Regions from separate parts of the Mus musculus genome. Here region 1 is linked to region 2. Evidence: chromatin contacts called from ENCODE Hi-C or POLR2A ChIA-PET data. All regions are on one chromosome and are shown on one strand. Each heading gives the region's core, a stretch centred on a gene start or an enhancer-like site at or near the end of the contact. The rest is flanking DNA. Distances are from core to core; before and after follow the strand shown.

Evidence for each region. Hi-C counts contacts between places; a loop is a spot of excess contacts on that map. ChIA-PET counts read pairs that join two places held with the same protein, here RNA polymerase II (POLR2A).
Region 1: a loop to region 2 is called in a map of heart, with 2.5 times the contacts of the local background. The contact joins two enhancer-like sites. A Hi-C loop is called at or near these places in 15 of 37 maps with a recorded cell type or tissue (CH12.LX, CH12F3, Patski and 8 more). POLR2A ChIA-PET finds 5 or more read pairs at or near these places in 3 of 5 experiments (Patski and embryonic stem cell).

Annotation. Positions count from the first base shown.
Region 1 is chr16:92,442,205-92,445,771 of GRCm38, forward strand. All of the region lies in intron 1 of Rcan1 (regulator of calcineurin 1), which reads right to left. It overlaps Gm41498 (a long non-coding RNA gene), which reads right to left. Exons shown (of 2, transcript XR_876260.2): 1 at 1-3,567. Among named protein-coding and RNA genes, the nearest start is that of Gm41498, 2.7 kb to the right of the region's middle. Within about 2 kb of position 1,750, at least 2 of the 3 ENCODE cell types and tissues checked have a DNase peak (open chromatin) inside an H3K27ac peak, as active enhancers do; they include gastrocnemius and heart, where a contact is called at or near this core.
Region 2 is chr16:92,401,222-92,404,757 of GRCm38, forward strand. The region is part of intron 1 of Rcan1 (regulator of calcineurin 1); the gene reads right to left. Among named protein-coding and RNA genes, the nearest start is that of Gm29805, 20 kb to the left of the region's middle. Within about 2 kb of position 1,938, at least 2 of the 3 ENCODE cell types and tissues checked have a DNase peak (open chromatin) inside an H3K27ac peak, as active enhancers do; they include gastrocnemius and heart, where a contact is called at or near this core.

The DNA of each region.
Region 1 (3,567 bases), core at 500-2,999, 41 kb after region 2:
GAATGGCAATCACCTGTACTGGAGGAGCCCAAGGAGAGCAAAGGACACCTTCTCGTCTCCCAGGGACACCTTCTCATCTCCCAGGCACGCACGCGGTCAGCACTGATGCAGCTGGAAAGGGAAGCCTTGATCCAAGGCCAAGTGCATCCGCTCTGACCGCAGTGGCGTCTCTCTGTGAGAACTGGGTCAAAAGGAAGGAGAAGGCTTTGTAGATGGCCCCACAAAGAATCCATCCTGAGGGAGGGTGGCGAGGGAACCCCTAACCTTCTACACCTTCACCTGAGAAGAAATATCTCCTTGGCTGCAGCAAGTTTGCAGGAGCTCTGGCGTCAGCAGAAGTGGTCTGGTTTCTCATCAAGTCACAATAAATAAGTAGCCAATAAGAAAGAATAACCAATTGTATTTCGTGATTTGCTTTTTAGCGGTGGGTCCCTGGGGAGATGTGTGGCTTGCTGTTTAGGACCCACGTGGAGAGGCTGTTAAGAATTCCATGGCTGGGCTGGGGGAGTGCTCAGTTGATAAAAATACTTGCCTTGAGAGTAGGAGTTTGACCTGCAGAACTTCCCCGCCCCCCCCCCACACACACACACACAAAGGGGAAAGCCAGGTGGATCGCTGGAGCTCACCTGCCTGCCAGCCCAGACGACTTGTAAGTTACAGGTTAGCAACAGACATCAGTTCAGAAACACAAAAGGTGAATGGCAACTATGGACCGATACCTGAGGCTGACCTCTGACCTCTAAATGAACATACACAGGTCTACACACACACACACACACACACACACACACACACACACACACGATGGTTGAGAAGCAGTGCACATGTTTGACATCATCTGAGTTTTGAATGAGCGCTTTATGTGGCTCTGACAGACAGCCATTTCTCACGACACATGACTCTACATGTGTACTGACCAAGCCCTCAGACCAGCTCAGTCACGATGCCCTAGTGCAGCACAGTTCCTTGGGCATTACCCACTCTTGCAGGTAGCTCCTGCTTGCTTTACAGAACAAAGGGCACATGAAACCAGCCAGGGGTCCAGGCTGCCACCTCCCTCCAGTGCATTTCTACAACCAGATCAAGAGCTCCCACATCCCTGAGCACCTATATCCCTGAGCACCCACACACCTGAGCACCCACACCCCTGAGCTTAGAAGAGGCGAGCAGAGGCCGGCAGGCCCGGCTGCGTGAGCTTCTCCTGTGTAGGCTGCTGGTTTGCCGTGAGCCTGAACACTGGAATTTCCATGTCTTTTCTTCCAACCTGTCTCCAGGATAGCTGAGAGGAATCAGATGGCAGCAGCCAGAGTCAGACACTCACATATCACAGGTGTCAGGGCTCCCAGGGGAGAATGTCACACACAGTTCTCTCAGACCCAAAATGTTGATAACCAGAATTGCCTCGACATCTTAAAATAAAAGAGAAGTGGCCAAGGACTACCAAGGAGAAGGGTGACTGGCGTTTTGCTCCAGTGGGTTAGTCAAGCCATCTTATCTGTCATCGAGTGTACAGAGGCGAGGCTGTTCAGCAGGGTCAACAGTTGCGACTTCCTGTAGCAAGCGAGCTCTGCTGGCACGCAGGCCCGGCAGCAATGGAAAGACTGACAAGGCGTCCTTCTACCTTCCTGAGGCCTGGCTGATACGGAAACTGGCTGGCCCGGCCTCGATGGAAAGTGTGAGTCCACTCTTGCTTAGGGCTGAATGACTGAATGAATAGTCAGTCTGGGGCCCATGCTAAAATATCACTGCAGCTCACTCTGCTGGCCGGGATCCAGTCCTGTCCTTCCCTGGGGTGCAACCCAAGGCAGTGCTTATAAAAGCAGCAGGGACAGGCTACTCGGGACTGGAGTCAGGGAGCAGTGGGTGTGGTGGTGCCCACAAAGCACCCAGCAGTAGGTGGCATATACTTTCTGTTGCCCCCCACCTGGTGCTGGTCTCAGGGAGATCTTCAGGGCTGTGTAGTTTTTGTCCCACTCTATGGATGACAGAACGACTGGCTCAAGATTGCACAAACAGGGAGACTCCAGAACCTATCTGATAATTGATGGCCTGCAACCACCCTCACTTCTTACATGCATGCACGCACACTGGAATCTCAGCAAAGAACCAGGAGCCACATTCTGCAGAGAACACCCGTGAATGGGGCCGGGGGAGAGCTGGGAGAACAGTTTCAGGTGAAAACTTTCTAAAATGTCCTGTAGACAGGGAAGACCAGGCGTGCCAGGGGAGCGCTGTGGGTTGGCCTGTTTCAGCAACAGGGGAAACTGGAACTAATGACAGAAGGAGAGAAGATGGAAAGCCAGGGTTTACTAAAACACCACACGGATGCTCGGCGCTCCTCACGGGAATATTCCTCAGACTGAAGGGATGGACTGGAAGCAGAGAGGAAGAGGAAGAGGAAGAGGAAGAGGAGGAGGAGGAGGAGGGAAAGGAGGAGGGGAAAGGAGAGAAGAAAAGACTCCCAGCTTCTAAGCTCCCAGGTCTCTGCTGTATGCTGACCAATCTGATCAGGGCATTGAACCAACCCTAAAGATGGAGCAGTCGCATCACTGCCTTTAACCACGGCGGCGGGTGTGTGTGTGTTGGGGGGCAGGGGAGTGAACAACAGGAGAAAGTGGTAGATGTGAGGGGGAGGCAGGGGGAGTAACGGCGACCCCCAGCTGGGAATCGCTTCTCAGAGTCTTGCTGGCAGGCAGGCAGGCAGGCAGGCAGGCAGTTTCTCCTGGATGTGTCCTGGGTATGAGGCAAGGACCCATCAGCTCTGGGCTCAGCCTCAGGAGACACCTTGGACTCGCTTGAGCCACAGGAGGATATTTCTCAGTGTGACATTTACTCATGAACCAGGTGAGGGTTTAGGTGCTGGGAGCTTGGTTATCACAAAGATGACTTCCTGGGCACAGCTGCTATTCCAACAGAGAGAGGTGAGTGACCGAGTTCTGAGCTGTTGGGAAGTGACCTGCACCACAAGGACAGCTAAGATGGTCAGAGTGAGCTGCCTAGGAAGACCTGTCAGGGACTCAGGGTGTGTCCACGAGGGGAAGCACACTAGGAACTCCAAGCAGTACCCACCACACCGGAGCACCATCAAGAGGACAGACTGCTCCCACATGCCGGAAGCAGAGGAGGCGGCTCTGGAAGGACGAAGCAGGCAGTCCACAACGTGTTCACAGACGCCCCATGGCCCGCCGAGCATGCGCAGTGTGACCAGCCAGATGCGACTGATGTTTGGGGGAACAGCACCTCAGGAAAGCAGGAAGGGTGACCATCAAGAGGCTGTGGTTGGGGGTCGGGAGGAGCTGGAAAGATGTGAGAGCACGCACTGTTCTTACAGAAGACCAGAGCTCCAGCACGCATGTCTAGTAGGTCACAGCCTCTGAACAGTTCTAGAGGATCTCACGCCCTCTTCTGGCTTCTGTGGGCAACTGCAACCATGTGCAGCAACCCACCTCAATATACATACTTTGAGGATAAAATTAAAGTTTAAAAAAAGTGACTGTGCCCAGGCCGTGACGTGGAAATCTTCAGACACATGGTACTTCCTGTGTGTCTGGGTGAGAATGTGAAGAA
Region 2 (3,536 bases), core at 688-3,187:
AAAGCTTTACTCAAAGTACTATTCAAGTTAGCCAGTAATTATGAACAATATATGTGACCGGAACAAACAGGACACATTAATCCCTACACACACACACACACACACACACACACACACACACACACACACACACACGGAAGTCTTCTCAGATGAACAAATGTTGCTTAATTTCGGAGCCTGGCGCCTTGCTGCCAACCGTGGGGTTTTGTAAGAAACCAGCCACGGTGTTTGCTTTGCCAGATTACCCAGGGCTGCCAACCCTAAAAGAGTTCGATGAATTTATACTAAAACGGTTTGGGATGCTGAGCAGTAGGTGCGTGTCAGTCACCAGGATTCTGAGGCAGACTGTCGCCAGAACAAGCTTAGCAAAAGTTTCAGACAGCATGGTGAGGGGCAGGGGGCTCCAAGGAGAATCAAGTCTACGAGGTAAAATGGACATTGCTGCTTAGAGGGTCTCATAGGAGCCTGCAGACAGACTCTCTGATTCTCCAGCAGAGGGAAAAGTAGGGGAAGAAAATATGCCACCAAGAGCCTTTTGATGTGCCCTATATGTCTACCCTGCCAGTCTACAAACTCACTAGGGAACTGAAAAACCAGGGCACCTGGAAGTCTGTTAGTGCAGACTCATAGACAGTGCTCTCAGAAGGATGCTTACCAAGATCTGAGGGATAATGCAGGAGCTGTGGAGGGGAGGGCTGCTGCAGGAGCTGGGGGAGGGCTGCTGAAGGAACTATGGGAAGGGGGAGGGCTGCTGCAGGAATTGTGGGGAGGGGAGGGCTGCTGCAGGAACTGTGGGAAGGGGGAGGGCTGCTGCAGGAATTGTGGGGAGGGTAGGGCTGCTGCAGGAGCTGTGGAGGGGGAGGGCTGCTGCAGGGGCTGTGGGGAGGGGGAGGGCTGCTGCAGGAGCGGTACTTGGAATCCTATTTCTTTATTAATGCAATCTTTCCTGGGCACATAAAGATCACCGTTCCCCTGTAACTTCTTGGAAAACACTGCTTGCAAAGTTTGAGAAACAGCCACGGGCTGTCAGAGGTTTCTCACAACCTGGAGACCATCACTTCGGATTAAGGGAGGCAGCTCTGATATCACTTCGGATTAAGGGAGGCAGGGCTGATTTAGAGATGACAAGGCCAGAGCCAATGCTTAGTCATCCTGTCAGCTCCTTTTGCCTGTTCTTTCCAGACTCGACCTGCTCCTACGACTTTTACCTTCTGCTCTGATGCAGTCTCACCCAAAGGCAGATGCTTCAATCTCACACAAAACCTGGGCTGCTGCCAGTGGGGACCCTGGCCACGCCCGCTGACACCCACCTCCCCTGCGGGCTCACCCACATGGCTGTCTTCCTTCATCCAGGTGTCAAATGGCTTTCCCAATCCTCAACTCAATCTTTCCAACAAGTCCATCCCATCCCTTTGTCTCCCTGAGTGTGAGCTGCTTTCTGGCGGGGCCTCTCCTCAGCCTGTCTCTCCCAGGCAGCAGCTCATTCCTGCTCTCTTCAGGATTGAGAAAACCTCTGGAAGTTTCCTTCAGGCAGCCTGGGGACACAGACACTGCACTGAGGCCTGGAGAGGAACTGGCAGTCACTAAGAAGGGAAGCTGCTTCAGGAGAGCAGGAAGGCCGGGCTAGAATCTGTGACTCCCCAACACTAGACAGAAAACCCAGCCTCAGGGCTGGGTGCCCCTCAGCCCTGGGTTTGACACCCCCCCCCCTCGCATGCACCAGTGTCTCACACGCCTGTAATCCCAGCTCTTGGAAGGTGGAGGCTGGAGGATAAGAAATTCACAGTTATCTTTGGCTAAATCATGAGACCCAGAACAGCCTAGGCTACACACTGAGGTTCAGATCTGGGAGGCAGCTCAGAAGTAGGACCTGCGAGGAATGTGCTGTGTGGCCTTCCCTGCTGTCTCCATCACCGCCAATGGCTGCCTTCCAGGTCTGAGGCGGAAGCAGCACACACCCCGTCCTCAGGTCCTTCCTGCTTCCTCCTCTACCGGACTACTTTCAAGTCCGATACGCTGCATGCCGAAATATGCCGTCCCATGCTCCCTCATCCTTCAGGAGGGTGACATATGATGGGAAAGTGCTGGGGACAGCCAACTGTGTCATATGACAAACACAATCCCACTGCAACTTTAGGGAAACCAGGAGGCTCCCATCAAGTTACAGAGGGAAGCCGATGTTTACATGTCAGAGAGTTGGGCTCATGCCCTGAACTAGAATGTGTGAGACCCAGAGCTGTCCTTGCTCCCTCAGCACAATGGCCTGGTTAGTCGTTCCCACCCTGTGGCAGCCACCCTCATCACCTGAAGAAAAGTGGTTGCTAATGTTTACAAACTGGGAGCTTTCATGCAGAAACGAATTTCTGATTTTTCTGGTAGAACAGGGAGAGGCTATGGCTATACAGCTATGAGCCCTGTGTGGTTTGAGCTATGTGGATGACCTTCTGACATACTGATATTCTCCAATACTAGTGTCCCAGTGGCACTACCCATGGGTATCTCACTGGGTGGGGTGCTGTAAGTACAGGCAGGGCAGCTTGGCCATCCCACGGCTTGCACTGCCCTGCCTATAGAGTTCTGTCCCTGTCAACCTCTGACAGCAGGTCTTTAGAAGTGTTTATTCACTTCTCATTTCTAGAGCCCAGTCACAGGGATGCCACTCTCTTTAGTGACTTGCTGGGCACTTGAACAATGGTCTTTCACTCTTGAAAACATACTGTAAGCTCCAGGGAATTATAAGACAGTCAAGGGGATGGGGATGTCCGAGACACCACTCAATTGTACAGAAACCACTATTGGTTCCAATAGCAATCCCCAGTAAGAAATTATGTTGCCATTTGAAAGAGAAATGTTTAAACACAGGCTCATGTGGCACTGTTCTGGAAGGCTAAGGAGCCATTAGGAGGTGCGACCTAGCTGAGGAACATAGGCTAGTGGGAGGGCCTTTGAGGGTTAAGTCCACCTCTCCTTCAGGACCAACTCTGCTTCCTAATCCATTAGGATACAAGCAAATCCCTCCAGCAAAGCTCCCACAAGTCCCTGCAGCACAAGCTCCCACAAGTCCCTGCAGCAAAGCTCCCACAAGTCCCTGCAGCAAAGCTCCCATAAGTCCCTGCAGTAAAGCTCCCATAAGTCCTTGCAGCACAAGCTACCACAAGTCCCTGCAGACACAAGCCAAGTCACCATTCTTTTTCTGAGAAAATGGACTGTGCTCTGTAAACTGTGCCCAAATAACACCCAACCCTGTGCTGTCCTTCACGTTCTTTCTCTCGGGGGTTCCACAATGGAGGAGACAGTGGCTGAAAATCAGGACCCTACATTTATAGGTCTCCACAGAATTAGCTTGCAATGAATGGAAGCAGGAAGTCCTGTTATTAGAAGACAGAGTACAGCCAGGGTGCTGCTGGGGGTCTTTAACTCTTTAATCCCAGTACTTGAGAGGCAGAGGCAGGGGGATCTTTATGAGTTTAAGGCCATACTGTTCAACAAACCAAGTTCCAGGCCAATCAGAGCTACACAGTGAGGCCTTGTCTCAA